Regions from separate parts of the Homo sapiens genome. Here region 1 is linked to region 2. The links are chromatin loops, found by intact Hi-C in ENCODE. Cell type or tissue: HCT116. All regions are shown on one strand. Links, peaks and the distances in the headings refer to the core of each region. The heading gives the core; the rest is flanking DNA.

Region 1 (16,350 bases), core at 5,121-13,120, 120 kb after region 2:
GATGCCAACAGGCAGTCCTGCCAGCAGTGACCTGCAACTCCACTGGATGTGGCAGGCAGGATCTGTTTCCCTGGCCATTTTTCGGAGAAGGTCCAGCTGAGAGGCTCAGACAGCCATAATGGATGGGATCTTTTTAGAGGTACCGAGAATGCCATGGTTTCAACCCAAGAAGACAGCAGGGCCATTAGCAGAAGTGAGACAAGGAGCTGGCTGGAAAGTGAACATCACAGGCAGAAGGAAGAGGCGTGGCAGGTGCCCCAAGTGACAGAGGACTAAGGAGGGCAAGACCCCATATGAGAGATGTGGACTCGGCCAGCAATGGCACAGGTGAGTCTGTGAATGCCCTCAGAGAGTGGTTCTGAAACGCACACTTGTATTTTTCAGGGTTCTTCAGAGATACAGAAGCAATAGAATGTGTGTGTGTGAGTGTGTGTGTGTATGTGAGTGTGTGTGTATGTGTGAGTGTGTGTGGTTTATTATAAGGAATTGGCTCATCTATTTCAGGGGCCTAGAAGGTCCACATTCTGCTGTCTGCACACTGGAGACCCAGGAAGCTATGGTGTGGGTCAGTCCAAGACTGAAGGCAGAGAACCAGGAGCGCTGATGGCATATGTCCCCACCTGAAGGCAGGAGAAGATAGATGTCCCAGCTCAAGCAGTCAGGCAGAGAGTGAATTCTCTGTTGCCCAGTCTTTTGTTCTATTCAGGCCCAAATGGATTGGATGAGGCCCACCACACTGGGGAGGCCATCTGCTTTTCTGAGTCCATAGATTCAAATGCTAATCTCATCTGAAACACCCTCATAGAAACACCCAGACCATGTTTAGCCAAATATCTGGGTACCCTGTGGCCCAGTCAAGGTGACACATACAATTACCCATTGTGAGACTCATGGGAAAGCTGTGTAAATCATGAGACATCACTTTTGTTGGCAAGAGAACCAGAAGAGCCACTGGGGAGGGAGGCTGAGGACCCTCATGTGCCCCAGGAACATGCAGAAGAGCAGTGGGAGGGCAGCTCTCCGCCTGCAAGGAGTTTGATCATGAAATCAGGGCAAGGGCCCTCGGCAATTTGCTCGGAAATTTGCACTGTGGGCAGGGGAGGCAGCCTTGCCAGGAGCCTTTGCCACGGCCACCTGGCCTCATGGGAAGCCTGTCCATGTAGCTACTCATCCCTGAGCTGACCGTGACTGAGCCTGCTCAGTTGTGCTGGGGCCCAAGAGGCTGCTTCTGTGAAAACAGAGAACCAAGCTTTGCACATCTTTGCTTTGTAACTAGAGGGACTGTCTATCCTCAAAGATTTATGTTTGAAGCCCTTCTCTTGGCGCGTTTTCCTGATGTGTGGCTGCCGTCTCCTCAGCTAATTCTCCCAAACCCTCCTCATCTCTCTTGCCGGCTTCTCTGTGCTCCTCTCTTGTTTGGGAGCCGACGAGTGAGCTTTGATATCAGCTCTCACAGCTGGGATTCAGGCCACTTCGCAGATGAGGGGCAAACCTGTCATGAAGTCCTTAGCCCTGAGCCTTGGAGAGTTTAAGGGTAAGCCCTAGGTATTTATTAAACCACAGGCCTGACAGGAAAAAGGTATCTTTAAAAACATAATAAAATTCCTTTAAATATATCCCCTGTCCCGGTTTGCTGAGTTCTTAGAGGCCTGGCTAAGGTACCCAGAGGCAGTAAGTCCTTCCCCTGGCTCATCGCCTCCCTGGTGGCTCTGGAGACTTAAGTGGGGAGGAGAATTCTGGGCTTTCTGCAATGTACCCCATGCTTTCAGGGCTTTGCTTACTTGGAGCTTGGAGCTTTTGGGTGTGTGTGTGTGTTTGTGTGCACATGTGTGTGTTCATGTGTAAATGCATGTCTATGGATGTGTATTGTGCATGCGTGAGCATACGTGCATGTGTGTACATGGCTGCATTGTGTGTTTGCACGTGTGTGTGTGTGGGTGTTCATGTGCAAGTGCGTGTGCATGTCTATTTTTGTGTGAGCATGGTGTGTAAACACAAATGCCTATGTATGCATGCGTGTGGCATGTGTGCATATGTTTTGGTCATGCGTCCATGTGGAACGGGAACACGGCTGTCCTCCTATGTTTCTCTCCCCAGGCAGAGGGAGATCCTCTCATGCAGATCTGATCTGGGATAATGGGATCAGAAGGCCCTGCTCCATGGGTCCATATGGGAGTAGCTGCCCGCCTGCCCCCACTCTCCCTGCACACAGAGCTGTGGCCCAGCCTTCCACCGACATGGGGATGAGCCAGTTGGCAGTGTTTGAGGACAGATTTCATATCCAGCAACTGGGAGCCCTGCCTCAGGCTCGGCTCCGCCTGCCATGCCACAGAGCAGGACTTGGGTGCTGGCGGCGGGAAGCCCTCATCACATGGTTCTGGGGCCTTGGAGAAGACCCTCCACAGCCCTCCTGCTCCCTCCTCAGCAGCCAGGTGCACAGACCAGAGACTGTCCCATGGGTGACTCCCTGCGTTGGAAGAGAAGCGCTCCTTCCTCCACCTCCTCACAGAGGAGGAGACTGAAACCAAGATAAATCAAGGGACGTGCCCAGCTCCACAGGGACTCACCGGTGGAGTACGGAGAAGAACAAAGCCTCAAGTCATTAGTTATGAATTTTTTAACATAACCACACGTTAAACATAAAATGTAGAGCAATTTTTAAGCCTTTTTGAGGACTAGGAGTTCACGCTGCATCTCCCGTGGGCAGGATGGGAGGAGGGCAAAGTGCAGGATGCTAACAGTTCCCTGCAGGGGAAGAGCCCAGGGGCTCCAGGTGCCTGGGTGGAGCCCAAAGGTCAAGGGGACTTCACCCCCAGGCCCACTGCCTGGAAAAGTCATCAAATAGAGGAGGAAAGCGCTGAGCACAGATAATGCACCAAAATGGCCTGGTCACAGCAGGGAGAGAAAGCAGCTGGGCAGGGAGGGAGAGCAGCCAGGCAGGGAGGGAGAGCAGCCGGGCAGGGTTGCGCATGTGCCGGTCTGTAGAGCGGTCTGCGGTGCGGTCTGTCGTGCGGTCTGCGGTGCGGTCTGTAGTGCTTTCCAGATGTGAGGCTCCAATAAGCTTCCTGTATGAGCTGGGCATGGAAATGCCCCTTCGGATCCCTCCAGGGAAGGCCCTGCCCTCCAGCATTGGGAGAGCAGCCTCAGATACCTCCAGCTGTCCCTCCTTCAGGCTGCCTCAGCTGCAGATGGTCACCTTACCCGGGACCAGCTGTGGGGGGTATGAATGCCCAGCCCTTCCCGCCCACCTGCAGCAACTCTAACAGGCCCCACAGCCCAGGGCTCCCTGGGGGTGCCGAGGCTGGGCCAGGGTGCATCTTGCTGGGCTTCTCTCTCTGCCCCTTTCCCAGGCATGGGTCCCTGATCAATATCCTGTGCTCTAAACTCCATCTTAGCATCTGCAAGCAAGTGGGGGACAATACTCTGTCTCAGCTTCAAAGAAGACGGAGAACTGATAAGGGCGAATGCCAAGACTGGGCCAGGGAGGGTGCAGCAAAGAGCCACGGCAGGTGGGAGGAGTGGGGGGGCTGCCCCTGAACAGTGGGGAGCAGGGCTGGGGAGGACGGGGCCCTACAAGCCTGGGCTACACCCAGGGACCAATTCCTAAGCAGAAAAACCACAAGCAGTGAGCCCGGAGGGGTTGGGCCTGGGGTTAAGGGGAGAAGGAGAGACGGTGAGAGCAGTCAGACATCCCACTCACGGGCAGGGCATGGAGGGCTTGGCTGGGCGCCATCTCCCAGATCCAGGAGGAGCAGGAGGAGGCCAGAGGTGGCTGCGCCATTTCTTTCCTCCACCTGGCCCAGGACTTCCTGACTCTGAGAAACACAGCCCTCTAACTGGCCAAACAAGGTGTAGGTGATGAAAACATGTCCCTTTGCCACTGGGGCAGCTGTCAACAGCATTAAGGTGTGTGTTATCTTTTGAGCTCCATGTTCCCTGTGGTGAAGAAGGCTGGATGCCTCCAAGCAGGGCAGAGAGAGATGAGAGCAAGGGCCAGAGAAACAGGGAAGAGAGAGATGGGAGCAGGGGCTGGAGAAGGAACTTGCCTGAAGCCTTCTCTTCTGAATCTGCATATAACTTCATATAGAAAGAGAACATACGTATTGATAAGAGGAAAATGATTCAATAGAAAAAAAAAAAAGGGAAGGATCTGCACAGCTAATTTCACATGGGAGGAAATCCAGATGAAAGCGATGCAGGACAGGCAAACACCAAAATCGGGGCTTGCCCAGGAGGGAAGAACTCCAGGGCGGGCCAGGGGTGTGAGGCAGAAGCTTTTGTGGAAGCCCCGTGCACAGCGGCGGCAACGGAGGGACTGCTCTTGGTAAAGCAGGGCTCCCCCATAGGCAGTGCGCCCAGGGTAGCAGCTTAGCGGCAGGTCTGCAGTCATGTTTAGGTCCACTTTTAATTATATGCAAATTAGGGGTGGTTTATGCAGAACTTTTAGGAAAAGGGTGGTAACTTCCGGGTTGTCAGGTTATTGAAGGGGTGGTACTCCGGGTATTGCCGTGACAATGGTAAACTGACATGGCACACTGGTTTTCTGCCCCTCCCTGTTTCAGCTAGTCTTCAATTTGGTCCTGTGTCCAAGAGCCCCGCCTCTGGACTCAGGTCCCACCTCCTACCTCAAAAGCAAAGGTCTGAAGGTGGTCCCACCACGCTAGCAAAGAGGGAGATGGAATTGAGGCCTACTGAAGTGCTCCACAGCCTAACACTCACTAGCAGAAGCCTTGTGGCCTTTGCTGATATTGAGGAATTAACGGGATTGCACCTAGGTTGCTAAAAACTCTTGGTGCCTTAGAAATGCGTATGGGTGTCTGTTGGTGAAATACCATAATGTTTGGCAGGGATTTGTTCTAAATATGTTCCAGAAAATGGCCAGGGAAACAGATGCAATACAATTAGTAAAAGCTGATGGTGGTCGCAGCTGGGTGGTGAGTATGGTTCGTTGTTCTGTTCTCTGGACTTTTGTGTATGTTTGAGATTTTCCTTAGAAAGAGTTGAGAAAAGAACAAAGAACCATACGCCTGTCTGGTGAGAATGTGGGCAACAGTTCTCTCACACAGTCTGCTAAAATGAGGTCATGAGGTGGGGCCCTGGTCCAATCTGACTGTCCTTACGAGAAGAGGCGAGTGCACGGACACACAGAGGGGTGGCCACAGGAGGATACTGGGAGGAGACAGCGTCCACAAGCCACGCAGGGAGGCCCCAGGAGAAACCAGCCCTGCCCACACCCTGATCTCAGACCTCCAGCCTCTGGGGCAGGGAGAAAACAAACTTCTGCTGTCTATACCACCTGGTCAGTGATATTTTGTTAGGTAGCCCTCGGAAGCTGGTATATGGACCCCATGTTTATAAGAACAAATAATAGCAAAAATCAGTCTACAGAAGCATGGATACACTTGGATTGTGCGTGTTTGTGGTGGTGGCAGAGGTGGGGGGTCTGGGGAGGGTCTCCACTCACCTTCACATTTTGTGCATTGCTTCCCGCCGGCATGCGTTACCTTTGTCACTTAAATAACAAATGGCAATTGTCTGAGAATCAAAAAGAAAAAAAAGAGAAATGAAAGGAAAATGATTCTGGACCATGTATCAGGACAGTGGGATAAACTGAGGCTGCAAATTTCTGGAACTTTCCAAAAATTCCATATAGAACTACCTTTAAAAAAATTTAATTGGGTATATAAAGTGGAAATTTATAGAAAAAGGAAAATGTTCCCTTTTGCTAATGCTTCTTGCAGGTACAGAGTGAGCCTATGATGTTTACCATAGGGCTGTGACACTGTGCTATATATGTGATTATATATACTTTGGCTTGCTCATCATAGTACCACATTTTGTCTTTCAATAAGGAGGACATTTTCTTGTAGTTCTGCAGAGAATCTGAGAATCACAGTCTTAAGAGGAATCCAGTTCCAAACCTCAAAACTTCCTACAGATTCTTTCTCCCTCTTGGCCTTGAAGCCTTTTGCCCCTGGCAAGTCAGTGAGTCTCTCATTTCACCTCTCATGGGGAATGAGTCTGACGCTGCCCATGCTCCCAGCCCGGTCCTCTAAGGCCTGGTCGGGAGGGTGGGGGTGCAGGACACATTTGTCCACTCACCTCTGGAGCAAAACTCAGCAACATGCTGGGCTTCAAGTCCAGTGATTCGGAAGGATGACAGTAACCCGTGTGGGAAGCCCCGGGGCCCGGCGCAGCCATGCACTGGTTCTTTGACGTCCTGTCTGCTGCTTCTGCTTTGCCTCTTTGTGCTTTAATAGGACACCGCGATTTTTCATTATAAAATCCCCCAAGTGCATAATGTTTTGAAATCATTTATGAGAATAAAGAACCGCCACATGCTGTGAAAGGAAAATAAATCTTGGGGCTCCAAAATCACTAAGCTAAAGGGAAAAGTCAAGCTGGGAATTGCTCAGGGCCAACCTGCCTCCCACTCTATTCAAAGTCACCCTTCTGCTCACTGAGATAAACGCATCTCTTGTTGCCTCCTTTGGAGAGGCTAATCAGAAACTCAAAAGGATGCAACCATTTGTTTCTACCTGTGACCTGGAAGCCCCTTTCCTGCTTCCTGTCTTGGCTTCAAGTTGTCCCGCCTTTCTGGACCGAGGTCCCGCCTTTCTGGACCAAGCCAATGTTCATCTTGCATATGATGATTGATGTCACTGAGGCCCCGCCTTTCCAGACCAAGCCAGTGTTCATCTTACATACGTTGATTGATGTCACTGAGGCCCTGCCTTTCTGGACCAAGCCAATGTTCATCTTACATAGGTTGATTGATGTCACTGAGGCCCTGCCTTTCCGGACCAAGCCAATGTTCATCTTGCATATGTTGATTGATGTCACTGAGGCCCCGCCTTTCCGGACCAAGCCAATGTTCATCTTACATATGTTAATTGATGTCGCCGAGGCCCTGCCTTTCCGGACCAAGCCAATGTTCATCTTGCATATGTTGATTGATGTCACCGAGGCCCCGCCTTTCCGGACCAAGCCAATGTTCATCTTACGTATGTTGATTGATGTCTCATGTCTCCCTAAAACGTATAAAACCAAGCTGTGCTCTGACCACCTTTGGCACGTGTGGTCAAAACTTCTGAGGCTGTGTCACAGACACACATCCTTAACTTGGGCAAAATAAACTTCGTAAATTGACTGAGACCTGTCTCAGATTTTGGGGTTCACAATGCTAAACACTAAAATCGAAGTTTTAGAGTCAAACATGTTTCCGTTTCCTTAGAAACCAACATTTTAGGGGAAAAAGGAGAGATAAAATCATGTATTTTTATTTCTAAGCATTTATATTAGTTTTAGACTCCGCCCATGAGTGCTGGTTATTCCCTGGAGCTCATGAAGTGGCTCATGGGGTCTTGGTTGCTTCGTTGATGAGTCAGACATAGATGAAGACCTTGTGGTTGCTCTGAAAAAAGCGTCAGAAGAACAATGGTTATCGTTACTCATTTTAATCCCTGGAATTGAAGCTCCAAGGGCAGAGACTTTTGTCTGTTTTGTTCACTGCAGTGCCCCAAATAGAGGAGGCCTCAGTAAATGTCTGTCTAATGAGTGCATGAACACATGGATGACAAACACTTGACAAGATTGCGTTCTTCCTGAACTGGACAAGGCCGAGTCCTCCACGCGCTCATTCATTCTATCCATCGTTCCTGCTCCTCCCTGACCGCCAGCTCCTAGCACAGCACTCGGCTCACAGCAGGCACTCACCCAGTATCTGCGGAATGAGTGAACATCACAAAGGAAAGTTAGGGACCCCTCCCGTGGACTTGCTCCCCACCCAGGTGGGCTCCCAGCATTGGAGAAAGAAGTCGGTGAGGCGTCAGTGCCACCCCTGCTGCCCAGCGGCTGCTTTCCTTAGAACCTCACCTGGACGAGAAACCGCTTTGAGAGGTGAGGGCTTCTCTGCCTGCTGAGCTGGTGCTCTGCCTCATTCCTGGAGGACGGCCGGAGCACCCTCACCGCCCTGGCACCCTGCCTTTCCTGTGCTTGTCCACCGGGCCCACCAGCCTCTCTGACCCCAGGGCCTGTCCACTCCCTGACCAGCCACCAGGAACCGTCCACAATGAACGCCTCCCTTCCCCAGAGACCCTCGTCATCATCAGAATCACAGCCACCATTGATGCCCAGCTACTACACGCCTGGCAGGACACACATGTCCCATCAGCCTCAGAGCCAGGGCCTGAGGCACACGGGTTACCCCTAGGTCATGGACGGGAACAGCAACCACTCCCTGCAGTGACCGCATCTCAGGGTGCGGCTCCTCCTCGGTACCTGGTGTGGCTGCTCTGGTTCCTCCCCTGTTGTCACCACAGCAGCCCAGAACGGGTCCCCTTCAGCCTGTTCCCCTGTCCTTCCTCACCCTGCTGCTGGAGTAAGCCTTCTAAGAAGTGAGCCGGTCCCCATGGCTCACAGAATGGATTGCAAACTCCTCAGAGGGAATGGCAAAGCTGTGGGTGCCACGCGCCTGCCCTCCCAGCCTGGCTCCCAACACCCCTGCACCACACACTGTGCGGCAGGTGCACTGGTCCCCGGCAGCTGTGACTTCCCAGGGGACCACCTCTCCCTTTCACCTTCTCTGCCAGGCAGATGCGAGTCTCCGGACTTGATCAAGCGCCCTCTAGGGGGCTTTCCTGTGCCTGCAGACACAAGGCACAGCAGCGCTCCCACGTCCTCCCTGGCAGGGTGTGCACACCCGATGCCACCTTCCATGTCAGGATATTGGAATCATTCGGGTCCACATCCAGGTCTGCCGCGTGATGCTGAGGTTCTCCAGGGCCGGGGCAGGGCCTGGGTGATTCCAGGTCCCAAGCCCTCCAGGCACCTCCTGCATGGGATGGAGCCACGCTCTACACGCTGTCCCTGTCTGCAGAGGTGACATCTCACTGTCGTCACAGGAACGACATGCAGCATAGAGAGGCAAGAATTGCTTCCGGCATGTGGAGACCTGGCTCTTCCACATGCAGCTGGGGGGCCTGAGGCATGCAGTCTACCCTGCTGTGCCTCTGTTTCTCCAGGGGTGACAGAATGAGGTGAGAACATTCCTGACTATTCTAAGCATCCAAGGAGGGATGCCCAGGGATGCCCGGGCTGTGAGGCCCTGGGGTGGGATGGCCTGCTCTCGTCTCTAACGCCCTGCCTTGCTCCGGACACCTCTCGCTTCCACGCTATTTGTGTTGCGCTTCTGGCTTCTCAGACCTTGTTGCAGGCTTAGTATGTGTGAGTCTCACCCCGTCACGTGACATGGGCAAAGCATCATCACTCCACTTCACAGGCAAGGAGGATCTGCAAGGGACAAGTGACGCAGTCAGGCCCCAGCACTTGTTGGTGGCAGAATCCAACTCAGACCCGGGGCTCCTCTTTCTCATTTAGCTCCTTTGATTTCTGTGTGGCCGGGTCCTGGCAGGGGACCACCTGCATTCTCATAATAATACCAATGATGATGGCCATGATGATGGTGATGAAGATGACGATGATGATGGTGATGATGATGGTGATGAAGATTACGATGACGATGATGGTGATGATGATGGCATTGAAGATGATGGTGATGATGATGGTGATGAAGATGATGGCAATGAAGATGATGGTGATGATGATGGCCATGATGATGGTGATGATGATGGCTAACTTTTACTGAGCATGTTGCTATGCCGAATATTCATATTATTTCAGTTAAGCTTCGCAGCAGCCTTATGAGGTTGATACTATTATTATCATCCCCATTTCCTAGACCAGAAAACTGAGGCACAGAGAGACTGAGTAACTCCCCAGATCACACTGTTGGCTGGAGGGGTCAGCCCTTGGTCGCTCTGTGGCTCCAGCAATGTGGTGGATGGGTGGTGGTCATCTTTGGGGCTGACAGTTGGGTTTTAGGGCATATGTTTAAGACTGTCAAATAAGGGGGAGGCACTAAGGCACCTCCACATCTGCAGTGAGTGTCTGCTGTGGGTGAGCCCTGTGGGGCCTCAGTGGTAGGTGGGGGACGGCACATTAGGGCTGGGCTTTGCAAGGGGTCTCTGGAAGGCCTTCTGAGGAAGGCTCACCGAGTTCCTCAGAGGGAGGCTGTGGGAAAGCAGGAGGGGAGAGACCCCCCAGATGACCTGGAGGGACCCCCTCTTCCTGGGAAAAGGAGGTAAGAGTGGTGGGGAGGCCTTGGTCGGGAACTGGCAAAGGTCACAGTGAGGAAGAGGCACATTACGGGCCCTGGAGCAAGGTCACAGTGGTTAGTGAGGAGGCAGGGAGCCCCAGGGGACTCCTGGCCCAAGAAGAGGGAGGAAACTTGGGGGTCTCTATTATTAGATGTTGGCAGAACAATGGCTTCCCCATGATGTCCATGATCAAATCCCTAGAACCTGTGGGTCTGTTGCCTTGTGTGGCCCGGGGGACTTTGCAGATGAGACTGAGGCCCTGGAGACAGGAGAGTGTCCTGGGTCTTTCCTAGCTAAGGCCAGGGGCAGGTGTGACTAGGAAAGATGGCCAGACAGAGGCAACTTTGCTGCCTGTGAAGATGGAGGAAGGGACCATGTGCTAAGGAATGTGGGCAACCCGAGAAGCTGGAAAAGGCAGGAAACTGTTCCCCTCCCAGAGCCTCCAGAAGGACCCAGCCTGGCCAACACCTTGACCTTAGCCCAGTGAGACCTGGGCCGGCCCTCTGGCCTCCGGGACTGTAAGGTAATGCATGCGTGCTGTTCCAAGCCACTAAGCTTGTAATTTGTTACAGCAGCCACAGGAAACTAGGAAACTGATACAATATGCAACAGGGCTTCCAGCCAGGAGCTATCCCCCAGTTGGCCAGGTCTGGAGAAGCGGGGGCTGCATTCCTATTCATGGTAATTACAAGAAGAAGGGCATCTGGCGAGGAATGTCATCTCCCCTAAGGCAATGCAACTTACAAGGACTAGCCTGCTTCTGGGACAGGGGAGCAGAGGGGATGGGTTACCCCTCAGATCTCTGCAGCCCTGCTTCCAGGAGAGATGCTATCTGAGCAATTTCCTCTGCATGGTGCGGTGCAGGTAAGTCATCAGCCAGGTGACGCAGGGCAGGAAGGGGAGACTTGACTCCGTGGCTTCAGACGCGGCCATCTGTGCATTCCTGCTGACCCTTGGCTCTCTCCTGACCCTTGGCTCTCTCCTTAGCATGGGAGCATGATCCCCGCGTCACCAGGCTGCTGGCTGGCCCAGGTGCAGGGTCCTCAGGGAGTCCCAAAGGGTGCGTGAAGTGGAGCCTGGGCATTGGAGCGTGGCCCCTCTCCAAGGATACCTGTGCGCCTGGACCAGGCCCGTCCTGCGCCCCCTCCCCGCGCCCCCTCCCCGCATGAGCGTGGGCAAGGCAGGGAAGCAGGTGGGGGATACAAAGGGTAAGCACATGCATGCATTCACACAACACACTCTTCTATACACACAGACACCTGCGCTCTCACATGCGTGCGCACACACCCTCACAAACACATTCACACACAGACACGCACAAGCACACACACAAGCACCGACACACTCACAAGCACAGGTACACTCACACACAGAGATACACTCACACAAGCACACACAAGTACACTCACACACAAGCACAGACACGCAAGCACACTCAGACACACGTGCAGACACACAAGCACACACACACCATCCTGAAACCATTTCAAAGTCACTGAACCACCCGGACTGCCACTCAAAGCTATGGCCTGATGGCTCTGAGCAACCGAGTCCGCTTGGGTTTCGTTCTTGATCTTTTCAAATGAAACCCCTGCACCCTGGGAGTCTGTCTGTGCGGCTCCTGGCCCCTGGCTGAGGTGCTGAGCAAACACCAACCAGGTGAGAGCCAGGTGAGCACAGCCTCGGGAGGAGGGACTCTGCGGATACTGGGGGCCAGGCTAGGAGGGGGCAGCCCCGTGAGCCCACAGCCCGCCTCGCGTGCTGCGCTCTGCATCCCCCAGGAGACGTGCCCCCACCAGTGTCTCATGGCACAGAAGCGGCGGCAGAGGCTGGGACACGGTGGCCCCCTTGCTGCAGGGCGCTGCCTGTTGGTGGCCACGCAGGGCTTGCAGGGTGTCCTCCACCCTCCCTCAAATCCCTGTGACTGCCCAGTGCTTCTCTCTGAAGGGCTGCTCTGTTCACCCTTCCTGTCTGCTGTGGAAGTCCAGCACAACACGTCAAGTGCACAACATCACGAAAGTCTGCCTGCGCGCCCACCTACCCATGACCTGGACCTAGATCCAGCTGTTCCCCTCGGCAGGCCGGCTGCCCTCCGGCCTCGGCAGTCAGTTCCCTTCCCCACTGCGGCCAGGACTCCACAGCTGCGCCACAGACAAGCTTTGACAGCCGTGAGCGGCACTATGGGTTAGCGTGAAGGCAGTAGGGGGTTCCTGCCCCACCCCAAGGAATTCCCCGCCGTAGGTGCCACTGTGTCTGGAACTTCACTATTACACACTCATTCCTTTAGGCGATTTCTCCTTTATTCCCAGGAGGTACAGCAGGTCAAGAACATCTACACTAAGGGGTTGACAACTGTCAGGTCCCGAGGGGCGCCGGGCCAGGCAAGGAGACGGTGGCTGGGGCGGGAAGAAGCAGAGAGCCCTGGAGGGAAGGTGGAGCCGTCGCTGCTCTCTCCAGCTCAGGGTGGCCTGCCACACTCCCACACCGCACACTCCCATAACCCACACTCCCACACCACACATACCCACACCCGACACTCCCACACCCGACACACCCACACCTCAAACTCCCACACCGGACACTCCCACACCCCACACTCCCACACCCCACACTCCCATAACCAACACTCCCACACCACACACACCCACACCCCACACTCCCACACACCACACTCCCACACCCCACACCCCACACTCCCCACCCCACACTCCCATAACCAACACTCCCACACCCCACACTCCCACACCCCACACTCCCACACCCCACACTCCCACACACCACACTCCCACACACCACACTCCCACACACCACACTCCCACACCTCAAACTCCCACACCCCACACTCCCACACCCCACACTACCAAACCACACACTCCCACACCCCACACCCCACACTCCCACGCCCCACTCTCACACTCCTACACTCCACACTCCTACACCCTACACTCCCACACCCCACACTCCCACACCTGACACTCCAACAACCCACACTCCCACACCCCACACTCCCAAACCCCACACTCCCACACCCCACACTCCACACTCCCACACCCCACACTCCCACGCCCCACTCTCACACTCCTACTCCCACACCCACACTCACACTCTCACACTCCCACACCCCACACTCCCACATTCTCACACCCCACACTCCAACACCCCACACTCCCACACCCCATACTCCACACTCCACACTCACACACTCCACACTCCCACACCCCACATTCTCACTCACCACACTCGCACATCCCACACTCTCAAACCCCACACTCTCACACCCCACACTCCCACACCCAATCTGACACCCCACATTCTCACACCCCACACTCACCCCACACTCTCACACCCCACACTCCCACACTCTCACACTCCCACACCCGACACTCTCACACCCCACACTCCCACACCCCACATTCCCACACCCCCCCACAAACACAACACTCACACCCCACATTCACACACCCCACACTCCCACACCCCACACACTCATACCCCACACTCCCACACCCCACATTCCACACTCTCACACCCCACATCCTGCACTCCCAAACCCCACACTCCCGCACCCCGTACCCCACACTCCACACACACTCCACACTCCCACACACCACACCCCACACCCCACACTCCCACACTCTCACACCCCACACTCCCACACCCCATACCCCACACTCCACACTCACACACTGCACACTCCCACACCCCACACTCTCACACACCACATTCACACACCCCACACTCACACCCCACACTCCCACACCTCACATTCTCACATCCCACACTCCCACACCCCACACTCTCACACCCCACACTCTCACATCCCACACCCCATACTCCCACACCCGACACACGCACACCTCAAACTCCCACACCCCACACTCTCACACCCCACACTCTCACATCCCACACCCCATACTCCCACACCCGACACACGCACACCTCAAACTCCCACACCCCACACTCTCACACCCCACACTCTCACACCCCACACTCTCACACCCCGCACTCCACACCCCGCACTCCACACCCCACACTCCACACCCCACACCCCACACTCCCACAGCCCACACTCCCACACCCCACACTCTCACACCCCACACTCCCACACCGCACACTCCCACACCCCACACTCCACACCCCGCACTCCACACCCCACACTCCACACCCCACACCCCACACTCCCACAGCCCACACTCCCACACCCCACACTCCCACACCCCACACTCCCACACCCCACACTCCCACACCCCACACTCCCACAGCCCACACTCTCACACCCCACACTCTCACAGTCCACACTCTCACACCCCACACTCCCACACCCCACACTCTCACACCCCACACTCCCACACCCCCACACTCTCACACCCCACACTCTCACACCCCACACTCTCACACTCCACACTCTCACACCGCCGCTGCTCCTCTCAGAAAGTGCCTGGCGGCATTGGCTCTGGGTCTGGGGCCGGTCTCTTCATAACCGCAGCCCCCAGAAGAAATGAAGACTCATCCCTGGAGCCAACACACCTTAAAGCCGTAAACACTGGACCGAGACCACTTGCATTTGAACCCCAGCTCTACCGCGGGTGAGCTGTGTGACCTTGACTGAGCGTCTTAACATCTCCCCACCCCGGTTTCCACATTTTTGAAAGGGTGACAACAATAATACCCACCTCATGGGGTGGTTTCAAAGATTAATTTAGTTAATATTTATCAATCACGCAGCAACATGCCTGGTTCGGGGTAAGCGCTCTATCTGCGTTTGTGAAACGAGTTAAAGGAAATGGCGCTATCATAGCACAGTCAGGCATTTGATTCTTTCCTTCTGATCTTTGATGTTCCATGTATACAACCAGGAATTTTTACATGCATAATTGCCTGGGAATTTCAACTGCATATGGTAGCACTTTCTGCTTTCAAACCATTTCTGAGGTGGTCTGTAGGCCCCCAGTTCTGCTAGATGCTTTCACAAGTAAACACTGAGAAGAATGCCTGATCCCTGCCCTCAGAGAGGTTGGTGGATTTGGGAAGACAAGAAGAATCCACATGGTTCAGGAGGAAAACCTGTGGAGAAGCCTGTAATGAGGAGCAAAACTGTGTGCAGCCGAGCGGAGGGGCGGGCATGGTTGAAGTGGGGCCAGGCAGCAGCCATGGTGGGGGTGACAAGAACCACAGCCGCTTCCTGCTGGGGCGTCCTGTGGGCTTCACGAATGCCACCACCTAGATGAGGACACGAAGGCTCAGAAAGGTCACACAAGACACACGGCTCACAGTGGGGAGGTGGGGCCTTCTGCCCATCACCTGCTCGGCAGCCCTGGTCCTTAAAGAACGCTCCGGTGAGGGGATCCGCATGGCCCGGCTGAGCTGGAGTGTGGACTCCTGGAGACGGTCCAACCGGACGGGGAATGTGTCAGGAGGAAGGAGCTGCTGGGAGGCCAGGAGCTGCTGGCAGTTCCCACCCTGCCCGGGTAGCACAGGCCCCCACAGGCTGTGGGCGGGAGATGCTGAGGGTTTTTTGAGCCAAGGGGCTCTGGAGGAAGGCAGAGGCCCAGAGCCACTGGCACCTCTGAGCAGGGGTGACTGGGGCGAGGACTGAGTCTGGGGTCCTGTAACCAGTCGAGTCGTACTGGGCGAGCCGAGGGGACCGTGCCTCAGCACACAGGTGGAGGGTTCGGGGGCAGCCTGTGGCTCTCCCAGGGACCGGCTGCGTCTCCCCTTCTAGCTCTGCCCTCTGCTGTGTGTCTCGCAAACACCACCCCGTGGACTGTGAAAAAAAGATTTCAGAAACTGGGAGAATTGCTGTCAGGCTTCCAAGCCAGCAGCACAGAAAAGGCAGAAAGACACCAGGACGGTTCTCTCGAACTCAGTTTAAATATGGAGGGATTTTGTCATTTTTTTAAACAAGAAAATCTTGTTTGATATTCTCTTTCTAATTGATTCTTCATATTTTCCTTTAAAAAATATTTCAAGCAGCTGTTTCCTGATAGGAGAGAAGCAGGGAACTGACACCCACAAATTCCTCCGGGCGGTGGTGCTGGGGCCGGGGCAGCGGGGCAGGTGACCCCAGGCGCAGGACGCTCACCTATGCTGCCTCAGCAAGTCGGGTGGGCTTGAATCCCCCTTCCAGGGCCGCAGCCTGCAGAGCCACCTCCTCACAAGACCACAAGCAGGCCTGGGCAGGCACCAGACGGGG
Region 2 (16,350 bases), core at 3,327-11,326:
CCCTTCCTGGGAAGGACCTCAGGGTGTGTGGCTCCATCCACACTGTCCTCCTGGCCAGCCAGGCAGCAAGACCCTCGAGGAAGGGTGCTCCAGCTTCCCTTGAGTTAGAGCAAGACCCATGGACAGTCGCCCCACACTCAGCAGACTGCGGGGGCTCTGGGGAGCCTCCAAGCCAGGCCCGGTTGGCCTCCCTCCTCATCATCTGAGGCTGACCTGCCAAGCAGGCTAGAAGGGAGGAAGGTGTGGGTCATGTGGTGTGGGGAATGATTAGAAAATAAGGCTCATTATTGTAATCAACATCATTCTCAAGCTAGCTCAGAAGTCTTCAATGTTATCAACTTTATGGGACAGCCTGTAGAAGCAGAGAGGATGGAAGGGGCAGCTGTTTAGTAATACACGATGTACAGGGACCTCAGCTCCCGGGGACTGACTGCCTTGCTCTGTTGGAAACATTCTCCCTAGCCAAGGATTTTAGTGCCATTCTCCTTGAGAAATGAAATTCACGTGCCACGTCTTGCTCGATGTTCATGATAGGCTGGGAGCTCGTGCTCCGCTCGCGGAGGTCTCTGTCTTCAGAACAGCGGGAACGGGGAGGCTCAGCGGGGGAGCACTCACTAAAGTCCAGAGTTCAGAGAGCTGCCTCCTTGGCCTGGGGCTGTTGGGGACAGGTGGGAGACCACCCCTGCTGCCACCGTAGGTGGGATGTCTTCACTCGGTAGCTCCTCACACTGGCACAAAGCCTCGTCTGTTCAGCAAAATGCAGCCAGCATCTCAGCACTGCGGTTATTTCCCTATTATTTATTTATTTTTTAAACAAATTGGATTAATGGCACCTTTCCTAAAACAGGGCAACACAGCACAAGACAATTTGGAGGCAGTTACTTCACATTTGCTTACCTGTCTCCTCTCCCAGTGATGAAAGGCTGGCCTCCCGAATGAGGGTACGCATGCACTGCTGCTCTCAGCGGGGCACCCAGGGTCAGGGAGCTGGAGTCGAGGGGCTCACATTTGCTTTTAGATTTTGAACCTCCGAGCTCCAGTCACTGGATACAGGATGACCAGGGCAAGCCGTGTGTTACCCACAGGGACCCAGGAAACGTGTGTTCACCGAGGGAATTGTAAATGATGAAGCAGAGCTCAGGGGCGTCCTCTGCCTCGGCTGAGTGTGAGAGCAAGGCCTCGCTCTCTGCGAAACTTGGAAAGTTCAAACAGAAAGCACCAACAGCAACAGTGAGGACGAGGCCAATATCCGGTTTGCACCAACACCTCATGCTTCTTTAAGCTTTAAAACACAACTCTGGGAGGTAAACTGGGCCACTGTAATTAGCTTCATTTTAGAAATGCAGATGAGGCCCAGAAAGCTTTAGTGACTCACTTAATTTTGACAAATTAGTATTAATTTAATTTGCTGATAAGTTAATTTAGAAAAATTCCAATACCATTTGCTAGCGCTAAGATGAGGAGAACGAGACCCCAGTGCACGGTGCTTTGGCAAAGCCGAGCACTTGAATTAAAGGACATTGGAAGTCCTTCGAAGCTGTCTCAGAATTCTGGACTTTCTAACCTTGTTTCCTCCTCCAGCCCCCAAGTGCAGAGAGCCTCTCCCTGGAATTTCCTTATCCGACTTAGGAAACTTCTTTCCAAAAGAAATACAATTGTCTTAAGATCTCTTCCCGAGGAATCTGATCAAATAACCAGGAAAGATTTAGCCACCAGAGGAGAGAAAAGCCTAAAGGTCACCCCCACCCCCAGACTTTTCATCTGTTCTTCTGAGGGCAGCTCAAAGTGATGACCCTGGAGGCTTTGTCACATAAGAAGAAAATCTGTGTTCACGGTGCAGTTCTACCCCTCACCTTCCCATAACTTGCTGGTCCTATTCAGTTTCCTAAGAGAATCGTTGACAAGATAATGTCTGCCTCCTGCGTCCATTCCTTTCTCCTAAGAATCACTGACTCTCCCCTAAAATGGCCCACGGGCCCCCACTTCCCTCTCCTCCATGAAAAGGGTATTTAAGTCTCAACCATCTTGCCCTTGTTGGAGTCTCATATTTCATATGGCTCCCATGCTAACACACATGAATGTTTGTCTGCTTTTTTCCCCCCGTTAATCTGTTTTTCAGTCATTTCAGCAAGCCTTCACAGGGAGCAGAAGGGAAGCTTTCCCTCTGCTCCCACACTATTGACAGAGCTACCCCATCCCATTATGTACTATGAAACAACAGGGCACTATAACATCCTGGAGCTGTGCAGTGTGCAACCTGCACAACTGTACATGGACAAAATGAGAGGGCTGGCTATTCTATCAGGCCAGCCAGGAGGTGCAGGGGGATTCAGTCCATCAGCAATTTTCCTACTCGCTAGAGGGCCATGAAATCCGTGTAGTGGCATACAAGAATGTAGAAATATATATTAAATATCAGAGTACATCTTATAGAAAAGGAAAGTATGTTTTGTGACACTTTATATAATGGGTTTTGGTGTAAGAAGTGGGTCATGTCCAAAAAATTGGAAGCCACTATAGCAGATGGCTGTCCTCAGCATGATACGGTAGCCTAAAGATATTTGATTTAGGAAGATTATTAATACCCAAACAATGCCACAACAATTCCTGACTCCTTCTGCAGAAAGAAAATCAGAACATCTCCTCTGAATCCTCATATTACAGCAGTGACAGCTTTGGCTTAGCGGCCTACGCTTTCTATGGACCAAGGGACCGCAGCTGGGCAGGGTGGGGTGGGGAGCGACAAAGAAAGGGGCCCGAAGCTGGCTCCTGGCCCCTGGTGGCAGCAGCCTTGGGGCTCAGATTCCTGCTGATGTGCCCTGGCACTGGTCTCCTTTGGATCAGCATTCCGGGTCTACATGTGGTGTGGACTAGGGGAGGAATTCTTCCCCCATAGGAGCTCACACTCTGACCCAGAGACCTCAGCAGCCGCCAGTGTGAACGCCACGTCTCAGAGAGTGAAGGGTGAGTTGAGTGGGGTGGGCAGGAGGTGAATAGGAGGGGGCGCGAGTCAGCCCATGGCGGTGCTCAGAGCAGAAAAGTGAACAGCTTTGCATGGGGTCTCTTTTTTAACAAGGAGGACATTTGTCCAGGATCTCCCACCCCCAGCCCCCAGAACTCCCCCTCATATCTCATGGGTCAGGAGGGCCTCTAACGCCTGTGGCTAGACCAACTGCGGGGCAAGTGGGGCATTCGCAGACGTCCCTCAGATCAATCCAGACCCAAGCTCAGGGCCTTGTGGGGGCGTGGCCTGTCCTGGGCACGTGAGGAGGGGCAGAGTCTGGGGTTAGCAGGAGGGGGGTGGGAGGGCTCTTTGGTGGATGGTCCCCAGATCTGCCACAGTTCAGGGTCACACGCGGGTGAAGGCGGAGAGCCCAGGAGACAGTGAGACCAGCCTGCAGGGTCCCCAGTGTCTGAAAATGAGGTTGGTGGCAACAGTCCCTAGTACTTACTTGCATTTTCTTGCAAGCACAAGAGGAAGGGATGGTGTGCAGATGGACTGCAGGGCTGGAGGCCACACTTAGCAACCAGGAGTTTCAGGGATCACCCCTAAATTGTTTTGCAAGGGCTGTTGGCCCATGGATGCCACCTTAATAAGAAAATTACTTCAGCAACAATTGAGAAAGATGATGGTGCAAGAAAATGATGTTCACAGGAACCTGTAAATTGCCATGTGAAAAAATCCGAAGGGTATTTTCCTATTATTAAGTGCAAAAAAGAGGTTATTAACCCGCACATACAGATGCCCTCTTACGTGTCTGTGTCTGTTCACTGCAGGAGGGAGCCTCAGGAAATACACTGAGACAATAGTCACAGTTCTTGTATCTGCGTATTACTGCTGAGCTCCTTTCTTTCTTTTTTTGTTTATCTGTTAAAATTTTTTCTATAATAAACATATTACTTGTTAAATTTAAAACATAAAGTTTTGAAGGTTTTTTTTTAGAAATCAAAAGAATTCCATGATAATGTAGAAATTCCTATTCTAAAAAGTAGCATTGTTCTTAAGAAGATGGAACACTATACACAGACACGTGATTTTGTTTCGTATAAAATATTCAACAGAGGCTGGACGCAGTGACTCATGCTTGTAATCCCGGCACTTTGGGAGGCCAAGACGGGTGGATCACCTGAGGTCAGGAGTTTGAGACCAGCCTGGGCAACACGGTGAAACCCCATCTCTACTAAAAATACAAAAAATTAGCGGGGTGTGATGGCACATTCCTGTAGCCCCAGCTACTCAGGAGGCTGAGGCAGGAGAATCACTTGAATCCAGGAGGCGGAGGTTGCAGTGAGCTGAGATCGCACCATTGCACCCCAGCCTGGACGACAAAAGCGAAACTCCGTCTCAAAAAAAAAAAAAAAAGAAAAGAAAAAAAATTCCACAGAAAGCTGTGATGTGGCCCTTCCTTGAATTGTCCAGCTTCATTCCTGGTGGTGTCACTGGCCCTGGAGCAGCCTCAGGAACCGATGCAATCCTCTATTTTTGCTCCATGCATGTGTCCTTTGGTGCTTTAAGAGTCCTCGGAAGGAGAGGCTGGAAGGGAGGTAGCTTCCCCCTTTATCTCTGCTGCTACTCTCTCTTCTTTCCATAACTCTCATTGGCCAAGGACCTGCTCTTCTGAGACACGTGGGTCTCATCTCTCAACCATCTAGAGGACATGAGAAGATGTTAGCATGCGGAGTAATAAATAGCCCCGGCTCCTTTACTTACAGTCCTCATGTTCCTTTCCTCTCAAAGAAGAGCAAGAAGCATCAACAGATGGATGCTCTGGTCCTTACATCCCTAGGACTGGGGGTTGTATACATTTTTAATTTATTTGGTGGCTTTTATTGTGTACCATCTTCTATTTTATTTCTCTTTTATCTTATTTAAAAAGAGAAACACCATCACTCATTTTTATTTAAATTGCTGGCATGATTCTTTACTGATGGTGTTTGTCAGAATAGTTTAAGTATCATACACTGCCTGGTGTCAGTGTGGATCACCACGAGCGTTGAGAGTTGACTTCTTGCTCATGTCGTAGTCTAGTGTGGGTTGGCACGGGGCTCTGCTCCACTTGGTCATTCAGGGACCCAGGCCCTTCTGTCTTGTGGCTCCTCCTCCTCCAAGCCCGAGTCCTGTTCATCCAGCAGGTGGATGGGGAGAGAGAGCATGGAGGATTCTGTGGGAAATGTTTACAGGCAGGGCTAACAGGGAGGGGCCTTGCTTCTGCCTACGTTCCACGGCTGGGACTCCAGCACATGTCCTCACCTAGTTGGAAGAAGGGCTGGAAACAGTCGAGCTGTGTGTCCAGGAGGAGGAAGAAGTGGAGTGTGGTGACCATATAGCAGGTCACTGGTCACTGGAGAGAAGCCTGGTAGCATGGGACAAAGAAAGGCACCTCAGTATGGCCCTGGATGCATTTGGTGACCTGAGAAGTTTCCTGAAACCTATGACTATAGGTCTCAAGCACAGAGCGGCCCGTAGGCTTTCTAACCTCCCAGTACTGCAGAAATAACCAGCCCCGCCCAGGACCTGTCTGCTGCAGTGGGTGATCAGTCATCCACAGCCTCCCCTTCCCTGGGGACTTCACTCCAGGTAACCACAGGTAATGCTGCAAGTCCCTGTTTCACCACTGCATGCCATGGATTTACAGCATCCCATTTCAAATGGCACCTGGATCCCCACTGCCTCTGACCCCGCCAGGTGAGGACAGCCCAGCCCAGAATATCATCCCGGAGGGTTTACTACCTACAGCCAAACCTTGCACCAAATAAAATACTTGCCAGCCTCCAGTTGCAAATCTCAGAAACACTTGAGCTCTTTTAAATGGAAAGGAATTTACCTGCCTCTTCATACCACAATACCCTCCCCATACCTGATTCCCATGAGAAGATGTTGTAGTCTTCTCCAGAAAATCCTGATGATAGCAGACGATGCTTACCAGAGAACAGCAGAATCGGTGAGAAGTCTGGCTCTCCGTCCACCGCCTTCCAAATCACAGATGAATGCATCCAATGACACGACCCTGATCCCATAGAACCCTCCAGCTGCAAATGAGTCTTGGAAGTGTAGGGCTTTGCTTTCCAGCCTCTGCAGCCCCGTGGAAGGTAGGATGGGCCCTGAGTGTCACCTCCCTATTTGAAGCCTTCTAGGATTAAATCAGGCCTCGTGTGTAGGCAAGGAAGGGAGAAGGGGTTTTGGGGAGGCAGTTGGTTGGACCTGTCTCATGATATGTGCTCTGTTCATTCCCGGCTTCCTTCATGTCCTTTGGTAAAGCTTTTCTGTCTTACTCCTGTGGATTCTGTACATTTCTTGAGTGTATCCTTATGCCTTGTGTGTGTTCGGCTGCCATTGTGCCTGAGTGTGTGCACCTGTAAGCTCTTGGCTTCTCCCATCTCTGGATCATGATTCATCTGCAGTTGAAATGCTCCCTTCCTCCTCTCCCAAGTGTTCAAACTGAGAAGGCTCTCCCCTGAAGCTTCTGCTGTTGGTCCGGCACAGCTCACCTTCCTGGAGGCAGGGCACATAGGAACAGCTGGCATTAATACTCCATGATGATTGAAGCCCTGGCACCAATGCTGGGTCCATCCCACAAGTGCTTGCATACTGACCAGGCAAAGGCAGGAGCCCCACAAATGTTGGATTTGGCATTAGGGAATTGGGGATGCAGGAGTGTTTTGCCACTTGTTTGTTTTTGAGCGGAGCCTTCTCCGTGCCCTTTGCAATGTGCTGTGCATCCAGCTGCCTTTTCTGCTGAACACAGCCCTGCTCTCACATCAGCCAGGTCACCGCTGGGCTGTCTCAACCTCCCTTTCCCCAAGCTGGGGTCCTGTGCCCACCAGAGCCAGAGAACCGCCGACCTCCTCAGTCACATCCTCCCAGGAAGATAGGTGATGCCCTCCAGCATCTCTTGTCCACAGACACCGAGCAGAGGCTGAGCTCTGACTCCCCAGCCTGGTCTTTCCTGCTCAGGAGCCGCCCAGCGCCCGCTCCCTCAGTGCCCAGAAAGCCCTGTGCTTTGCATGTTAGTTGTGGCCTGACTGTGGCCTTCACCGGAGGCCGGAGTCCCATTACGTTCCAGTCTCCACGCCAGCCCCTTGCTGCTGTGGGGGCAGTAGGGGAGGTTCAGGACCCAATTCTATGAATTGCCCGGACCTGCCACCAGGGCTGCCTCGCTCAGTGCAGTGGGCCATCCCGCGACGCTGTGAGTGGAGCAGGCTGAGACCTCAGCCCCTGCAGCTGATCCGCCTTCCCGGTCAGTCCCACATGCTAAGGCCTGACGTCATCAGGCCAGGGTGGAAACTCACACCTGGGGGAAGAGGAGCAAGTGTTCGCATCGAGTGTGTGTGTGTCTGTGTGTGCACATGCAAGTGCACATGTGCATTTGTCTGTGCACGTGTGTACACGTGCATGTGTGTCTATGCATGCGTGTGTGTGCCTGTGTGCACGTGTGTGCATGTGTGCCTCTGTGCACGTGTGTGTGCATGTGTGTGTGTGCATGCACGTGTGAGTGTGTGTGTGTGAGCTCAAAGTCACCTATCTCAGAGCAGAGACAGGGAAGGCGTGGAGCAGCTGCGTGGGCTGGCAGCCTATCTGGGCACCAGAGGAGGCATCTGAGGCCATCAGGAGACTGTGCCTGGGTCAGGGGAAAGGAAAGGCGGCTTTTCCTGCTTACCTGTTTTGGGGCCCCTAACCCGCTGCAGTGCACATACAGGGCAGGCATGTCAGTGTCCTAGGGGGACGCAGTGCTCTTCCCGGCGGGGCCAGCAGGGGGACCTTTCCCCCCGGGCTTCCAGTCCTCCGGCCGCCACCTCAACAAGGGGTTAACACCCCCTCCCCCTCCCAAACCTCAGGGATTAAAAATTTATGCTGTCCCCAGGGGATGTGGGGAGGAGGAGGGGATGTGGGGGACACAAAATTAAAAGGGAAAGAGATTATTTTTAATCCTCTTGGTGGGTGCTGAAACAATGCCGGGAGAGCAAAGCCGCTGAGAGTTTGTCCCGTTAGATCCAGGCGTGAAGGACGGACTGTACTACAGGGAGCAGGTAATTACAAACTGCACATCTTTCTCCTCTCCGTAAGAAATTCGCCTTAATCCCATAGCTATTGCTTCTCCGGTCAAAGGTGCTCAGATTTTCATAACGCCCGGCGCTGTGGACGAGTGGAATTCACATTTGATACCCGCTTTTCCCCTCGGGGGTTTCACGCCGGACCGGGACGGAGCGAAGCGACGGGCCCTGCTGGTGCTGCGGGGCTTCCCGCGCGCTGGGTGGCGGAGCTGGCCCCGCTCTGCGCGGGCCGGAGCGTGCACCTCGCTGTCATTCTGAGGCGCGCCCTGCACCCGCGGCGAGGTGGCTGTGCAGGCCTCACCTGGGCATATGCTTAGAGTAAACAAACGTTAACTTTGCGTGGAGAGCCACCGGGAATGAGGCACAAGCTCGTTTTGTTTCCCCTCCCTCTTTGACGAACGGGCATGTTCCGAGCCGGCACATCCGAGCAGACTCACTTATCTGCCAGGTGACAATGTCAGACCCCGAACGAGAGGTGCCTGGCTCTTTCCTCCCTCCAGCCGTTCCCGTCGGGCGCGGAGTGGGTTTTGAGGGTGAGCGAGGCCGCGCCGTTTGGGAGGCGCTGTTTCTGCGGCTGCCTGTGTGGTGTGAGCCACGCAGATGTTGTCACTGTACGGCGTATGCTTGGTTACTCTAACTGCAATAGAAGATCCTCTAGCGATGTGCAGAGCTTGCACCTGTTAGAAGGACGTTGAGTGGGTATCGATTTGGGATTCTTTTGGTTGTTAATAGCGGTAAAGGAGAAATGAGCACGTTTTGTTTTCTGACTGTAGACTCAGACGGGTGGTGTGTGAGGGCATGAATTTTCCTGACTGATGAGATGAACTTTATCCGTCATGGTTCCCAGGGACTCCCAACACGCATAGCCAGGAGACGGCGAGGCACAAGCACACAAGTTCGGTCTGTGTGTTGCAGACCGAACTCCATGAGCGAGGCAGTTTTTCCATTGTAATAATATGGGAAGATATTGTAGAGGTATTATGGGATTTTAAAATTCAAATTCTTTTCAGTTGGATTTGATTGAAAAAAAAAATTCTCAGCAACCTATTTTAGGAGGAGGTGGTAGGAACCATAAAATATAGCAGTGGATCATCTGGGGTCCTCCCTCTATTTTTGAGACGGAGTCTCGCACTCTCGCCCAGGCTGGAGTGCAGTGGCGCGATCTCGGCTCACTGCAAGCTCCGCCTCCCGGGTTCACGCCATTCTCCTGCCTCAGCCTCCCGAGTAGCTGGGACTACAGGCGCCCACCACCGTGCCCGGCTAATTTTTTGTATTTTTAGTAGAGACGGGTTTCACCATGTTAGCCGAGATGGTCTTGATCTCCTGACCTTGTGATCCGCCCGCCTCGGCCTCCCAAAGTGCTGGGAGTACAAGCGTGAGCCACGGCCCCGGGCCCATCTGGGGTCCTCCTTCTAAAGAGCTGGAGAAGGCTGTTTAAGAACAGTTGGGAAAGGCAGTGACCTACAGGAAGACACAGAGCCTGCAGGGACACACAGAGACACAGCTCTCTTCTGTGAGCAGAACCCACGAAGCTAGCTTTGTCATCAATCAGCTATAAAACCAATCACGCTGAATTTTCAGAACCAATATTTCCTCTCTAAATGTTAGTATCATTTTAACTTATGAAGTATCCTCCTAGACATTGATCTCTGCAAAATCTTATGTATTAGTTTGAGCAGATGCTGACGCATATCTTGCTTTATTTGCTCAAGCTGTCAGTCTGGAATCCAGGTTGATCCGGTTCTCACACTTTAACCTGATCCACGCAGGGGGAGTGACAGTGCGCACAGTGAGGGCCACTCATCTTGCTCGGGGCTTCTTGCTGTTGCTTCCGGGCTGACAGTGGCCAGAGGCTCAGGGCTTAGGTGGCTCTGGGGAACTGGTGAAGCAAAACGAGCCTTTTCTCCACTTCTGAGGCACCGCCCTGGAGCTCTGCCCAGGCTCTCTCTTAGGCCGGCACCCATTGGGCCTGACATTCTTGCTGGGATTCCCTGTTTGCTGTCTGCCTGGTGTGATTGTGTGAAGCTGAATGCAGAGAAAGCTCCCAAAGGGTCAACAGGGCTGCTCTTAGGAAACAGAAGTACAAATAAGGAATTATCCCCTCTCTGAACGCTGGCTGTGTCTCTGTGGGCACAACCCCATCTGACAGGGAAGTGCCGATATCCTAAGCTGCAGAGAGAGGAAGAGAAGGACCCACTTTGAGCAGCCTATAAGTCAGGACCAGCCGGTTGAAGGCTTGGCGGCGTCCAACACCAGACTGCGCCATCCAGACACTGTTTTAAAACTTCTAAATTAGTTGTCGAAGCCTCTCAAACTTAAATGTCGTGGCTAGCCTAATTACCTACATGTTATTTAGATTCTATTTCTTGAATCTCAGTTTCTAAAAACATCAACATTTAGCACGGAAGGCAATTACTTGTCAAGAATTTTGGCATAGTGTGAGCCCAAATTTTCCTTTCAAAAAAGGCTTTCTGGAATGAGAAGCCTGTGAACAGCTAGAGGAGAGAGTGAGTGGTCACACCGTTTGCAGCACCGGCTCTCAGCTGGGGCCTGAGGACGCAGGGCACGCATGCCTGTGGGAACTAGGCGGGTTGTGTCTGGGGACAGTCAGATTGGTTCTGTGCTCAGTTTATAGCCAAGGATGTCAAGACAAACTGCACAAAGGGCTCCACCTGAACAAAACTATGCGGAAGGCCAAGGCAGGGAGACCATCAGACTGGAGAGCAGACAGCCTTCGTCCCAGGAGAATGACTGAGCCCAAGTTTCTACTTTTGGACCTAGGTTCTATGCCAGTGGTTCTCAACTGGGGATGGTTTTGTTCCCCAAGGGACATTTGGCAGTGGCTGGAGACATTCCTGGTTTTCACAACTGGAGGGGAGGAGAGGCTCCTGGTATGCAGTGGGTGGAGGCCAGGGACGCTGCTCAGCACCGCAGTGCACAGGGCGGCCCCACAGCACAGGATCACTGGGTCCCCCACGGCAGTAGTGCTGAGGGTGGAGAAACCCTGTTCTATGAAAGTCAGGAATTTTCTTCACTCAAATGCAGCATGCCAATGTTTAGAGGAAGTTGTGGCTGTAGCCATATAAAGAATGATCTGAGGCTGCCTGGCCGTTGGCAGTGGTTCATACCTATAATCCCAGCACTTTGGGAGGCTAAGGTAGAAGGATCGCCTGAGGCCAGGAGTTCAAGACCCCTGGGCAACATAGCAAGATCCCATTTGTAAAAAACTTTGTTAAAAAGATATAGCTGGGCATGGTGGTACACATCTGTAGTCCTAGCTACTTGGGCAGGTGCAGGGGTCATGGAGGGGAGAGGGGCTGAGGGAGGAAGATTGCTTAGGCCCAGGAGTTTAAGGCGATAGTGAGCTATAACTGCGCCACTATACTCCAGCCTGGCTAACAGAGTGAGACTCTGTCTCAAAAAAAAAAAAAAAAAAAAAGACCCTGCTGGTGATGTGTGTTTATTTCCATTTAAAAACCTTTGCTGCCAGTTGTGGACCTCTGACTATAGTTAGGGCCGATGTGGAGAGAGACACATCAGCAGGACAGGAAGAGGCTAAGGTGGTTGTGGAACCGTGCCCCAAATCCGGTGAAGCAGTGCACTGGATTGAACAGTGCCTCTCAAATTTGCATCCACTCAGAAACTTGAAGTGTGGGCTGCATGCAGTGGCTCATGCCTATAATGCCGTAATTTGGGAGGCTGAGGTGGGTGGATCACTTGAGGTTGGGAGTTCGAGACCAGCCTGGCCAACATGGTAAAGCCCGTCTCTACTAAAAATACAATAAATTAGCTGGGCGTGGTGGCAGGCGCCCGTAATCCCAGTTACTCGGGAGGCTGAGGCATGAGAATCGCTTGAGCCAGGGAGGTAGAGGTTGCAGTGAGCTGAGATCATGCCACTGCACTCCAGCGTGCGCGACAGAGTGAGACTCTGTCTCAAAAAATTAAAGAAAAAAAAAAAAGAAAAGAAACTTGAAGGGTGACCTTATTTGTAAATAGAACCTTTGTAGATGTTGTCAGTTAAGATGAGGTCATACTGGAGCAGGGTGGGGTGGGGCAGGGCCTAATCCAGTGGCCAGCATCCTTATAAGAAGATAAGATGGAGACACAAAGACACACACTGGGGAGAATGCCAAGGGCCCTGGGAGGCAGAGGGGCAGTGATGCGTCCATAAGCCAAGGAATGCCGAGGGTTGCCAGCAGCCACCGGAACCATGAAGAGGGAAGGAAGGACCCTTGCCTGAGCCTGCAGAGAGATCACGGCCCTGCTGGTTCCTCAGTGTTGGCCTCCTGGTCTCCAGAGCTGTGAGAGAGTGAATTTTTGTTGTTTCAAGGCCCTAGCTTGGGACACTTTGTTACAGCAGGTTAGGAAACAAACACAGGCCAGAGGCATCTGAAGCTGTGATGGGTGAGGGTGATGGCCAAAGGACCCAGCCACGTGGATGGTTGGAGGCTCAGGGTCCAAATCCAGCCCACATAATGTGGATCAAGATTTCACGTAGAACGTCGGACTTCTGGTTTCTCATGAAAGACTGGGAAACAGCTACTTCCAGCCTCTGGCTACTCGCTGGGAGCTGACTGTCCAGTTCCCTCTCCTGGGGTCTTCGGAACCTCCAGGTTCGGAAGCCCAGAATACTCATGGCTGGGACAAAGTTGTTTTTTCTTTTCTTTTTTTTTTTGATATGGAGTCTCGCTCTGTCACCCAGGCTGGAGTGCAGTGGCGCGATCTCTGCTCACTGCAAGCTCCGCCTTCTGGGTTCACGCCATTCTCCTGCCTCAGCTTCCCAAGTAGCTGGGACCACAGGCGCCTGCCACCATGCCTGGCTAATTTTTTTGTATTTTTAGTAGAGACACAGTTTCATCATGTTAGCCAGGATGGTCTTGATCTCCTGACCTCGTGATCTGCCCACCTTGGCCTCCCAAAGTGCTGGGATTACAGGTGTGAGCCACCGCGCCCAGCCCAAAGTTGTTTTTTCTTAGGTGGAGAAGCCTTGTCTATAACCAGGTCTCTAACAGAACAGGGAAGTGCAGGAAGACCAAGAAGGCCGTGCTTCAAAGATGGGAGTCTCTGACGCTTTGTGGCAGCGGAGACAGTGTCCTGTTCTTCAGCTGGCCCTGGAGAGCCACAGCCTTGCTGTCCTGCCTATGCGGGGACAGGGGTCCAGCTGACATTTCTGAGTGCCACTGTCTACCCACCCACCCTCTGCTGGACTTGAACTTCCCTTCTCTCCAGTTAGAATGAAGAAGTGATCCCAGCTTGGCCTCCACATTGGCAGCAGCTGATCCCCCCACGGCGTAGCTTAACCTGGGACAGAGAAGGAAGCGTGACAATGACCGAGAGCTGGCATTGTCAGAGCTATGTGAACACACTTGCCCAGAATGGGCGAGTCTGGGCTCCTGGGCCCGCCCACCACAGTCCTACAAGGCCGAGAAGACCAATTTAAAGCAATGAAAGAAAGTGCTGGCGAGGATAAGGCTCTGGTGGAGAGGTTTTAATTTTATATTAAAAGGGGTCTTATTCTCCTGCCCATTGTTGAAGTCAAGTCAAAGTTAATTAGGCTCTTTGGGCCCTTCTCATGTCCTTTTTCCTGAACTTTCTGAAAACATCAGAGGAAAGGAGCCCTCTCCAGCCACATGGAGACTGGGCGTATGTGTTCTAGAGAGCTCTGCTGTCCCTTCTCTACAACGATGCAGGATTAATGGTGATTTCTAATATTTGAGGGGGTTCCTGAGGCCCACTAATAAGCCCATCTATTTAGCAAAGGAGCTCTCAAGCTGCCTGAAGGTTTGGGGAAGGAGCCTGAACTCCTTCGGGGCCACCAGGGCCACGCCTCAGGAGAGGCTCCTGGAGATCCCTGCACTGGCCCAGCAGCGGCCGGGACCCCTGTGTGTGGCTTTCCAGGCCCTGTGCAAATCAGGTAGGCTGAATACTCACATGTCTCATTACTCTATGTGGGTTTTCAAATATTTCTTTGTTAAAAATGTTAAGGCCAGCTGCCGTGGCTCAGCCCTGTAATCCTAGCACTTTGGGAGGCCAAGGCGGGAGGATAGCTTGAACTCAGGATTTTGAGACCAGCCTGGGCAACACAGGGAGATCCTGTCTCCACAAAAAATACAAAAAAAAAAAAAAATTAGCAGGGTGTGGTGGCGTGTACTTGTGGTCCCAGCTACTCAGGAGGCTGAGGAGGGAGGATCATCTAAGCCCAAGAGGACGAGGCTGCAATGAGCTGTGTGATTGCACCACTGCACTCCAGCCTGGGTGACAGTGAGAACTTGCCTCAAAAAAAAAAAAAAAAAAAAAAAAAGAAATTAATTATCAAAATAACACATGATGATTTTAGCAAGAGATAAGAGAAAAGACGCATGTCTACCTCCCGACCCCGCTCCATTCCCATCAGAGTCAAGAGCCTTGCCCTTGCCAGCACTGCAGTCGCTCAGACACCAGGCAGCAGCTATGCAGGTTTTTGGCTTCGACGTTTTAAAATAATAGTGAAACCCCATCCCTACTAAAAATACAAAAATTAGCTGGGCATGGTGACAGGTGCCTGTAGTCCCAGCTACTTGGGAGGCTGAGGCAGGAGCATCGCTTGAACCCGTGAGGTAGAGGTTGCAGTGAGCTGAAATCATGCCAATGCCCTCCAGCCTGGGCAACAGAGCAAGACTGTCTCAAAAAAAAAAAAAAAAAGAAAGAAAGAAAGAAAGAAAGAAAAAAGAAAAGAAAAGCATGGCTGCCTAGGATATGGACATTTTCCAGTTAAGAAGACCATTCTACAGATGGACACATATTGTTTCTGGTGTTTTGCCACCACACAGTGACGCTGCAGCCTCCGTGGTGCTGCATCCTTAGGTATTGTTGATTGGATTTCTCCAGGACAGATTCCTGAAAGGCAGGGGTCAAAGGTAGGAACATTTTAACACTAACCCATGTTGTTGGACTGCTTCTCTGCAGGCTGCAGCATGGATATTCCAGCCAGCAGTGGGTGACAGAGGCTGCTTTCTTGCATATTGCCAGCGCTGGGTAATAGCATTCTTTTAATTTTGGTAATCTAACCAGTGAAAGATGGTATTTCGCTATTGCCTTTATTCCCCTTTCATTGACTACCAGTGCAGTTAAGCATCTTTCCACCAGCGTGCTATTTGGATTTCTTATTTCGAGGTGTGTATTTGTAGCCTTTGCCCAGTATTCTACTGGGTGGTTTGTCTTTTATGCCATTGTGAATGTGGGGATAGTAACTCTCCCTGTCCCGCCTGATGCATGCCTCCTCTGGCTGTGATCTGTGTGCGGTGGCTCCTCTCCCCCATGGACACCTCCCCGTCCACGAAGGCATTGGGCACCCCGTCTTGTTTGAGAATGTCCCCTGCCAGCCGTTTGTTACACAAATCGCTTTCTGAATTTTCTTCCATTACTGCATGCTTTTCTTTTCCGTCTACCTGTGGAGTCGACATGGAGGGTGTTTCCTGGGTGAACATCACAGCGTGTACCAGAGCCGTTTATCAAATAAGCCTTGCTCCCCCACACTGAGTTGGAATGACACTGTGTCACTTTTTTACAAAGATGAATTTGTGGAAAAATAAGATATCAGATATTCTCTCACACCTTCTGAACATCAAAAGTATTTTGATAGCATTTTTTAGGATATTTGTTAAATTCTGCATTTTATTCTAGCTGTGTATGTACTGTAACACATTTCTATCCTTAATTACATTTTTAATCTTGTACCCCCATTCCCTAGCACAAGATTTTGCTCATAATAGGTTCTCAATGTCTGGAAAATGAAAGAATAAGTAGTTGATAATAGCTATGTCATGTTAATTCTATGAGGAGTTGGGGACTATTTCTGATATTTTGTGACGACTCTAGGAAAGTGATACAATGTCAAGAAAAACAGAGGAGTTAGGCACCTGTTCACCTACTGGGTATTTAATTTAATGACGTTGTGTCTGGGATGTCAGGTTTTAGCTGATCAAGACTAGCATGATATAAAAAGAGTCCACAAGATCAGAATTGGTATTTCATAGATAAGACACAAATAGTGTGGCTTTGGGGTCTAGGAAGCCCTGTTTATCCAGACAGTAGCTTTGCAGTACACTAAGCCCTGTTGGGTGTGGGCCTGAGATGGAGTCTGTGGTCTTACCGGTACTGGCTGGGACAAATTTGAAAATCTGTAGGAGAATATATTACATGAGCAGAAGCGCAATGTTCTGATCAACCAAATATTCTGTTTAAGAGGGGGAAACATTGCATTTAGAATTTGGGAATAAAGAAAGATGAGCTGGGTGTGGTGGCTCACACCTGTAATCC

Evidence for each region. Hi-C counts contacts between places; a loop is a spot of excess contacts. Peaks named below come from ENCODE experiments on the same cell type or tissue, not always from the same donor. Only the 100,000 strongest peaks of a DNase experiment are listed, where the experiment ranks them.
Region 1: it touches region 2 in a loop (1.9-fold over the local background); 7 of 110 quality-filtered maps call a loop at or near these places.

The regions. Positions count from the first base shown.
Region 1 is chr7:155,405,120-155,421,469 of GRCh38, reverse strand. It overlaps LOC105375594 (a long non-coding RNA gene), which reads right to left and starts at 6,767. Exons shown (of 4, transcript XR_928239.3): 1 at 6,540-6,767; 2 at 6,103-6,251; 3 at 5,465-5,535; 4 at 2,641-3,074. EN2-DT (EN2 divergent transcript) reads left to right here. Exons shown (of 3, transcript NR_186580.1): 3 at 1-264. RefSeq lists an enhancer at 12,234-12,956. In HCT116, for the core only: CTCF peaks have their summits at 8,441 and 8,641; DNase peaks (open chromatin) are centred at 6,659 and 8,609.
Region 2 is chr7:155,525,438-155,541,787 of GRCh38, reverse strand. The region is part of intron 2 of CNPY1 (canopy FGF signaling regulator 1); the gene reads left to right. Among named protein-coding and RNA genes, the nearest start is that of CNPY1, 13 kb to the left of the region's middle. In HCT116, for the core only: a CTCF peak has its summit at 7,748 (motif pointing right); a DNase peak (open chromatin) is centred at 7,745; H3K27me3 peaks cover 1,276 bases.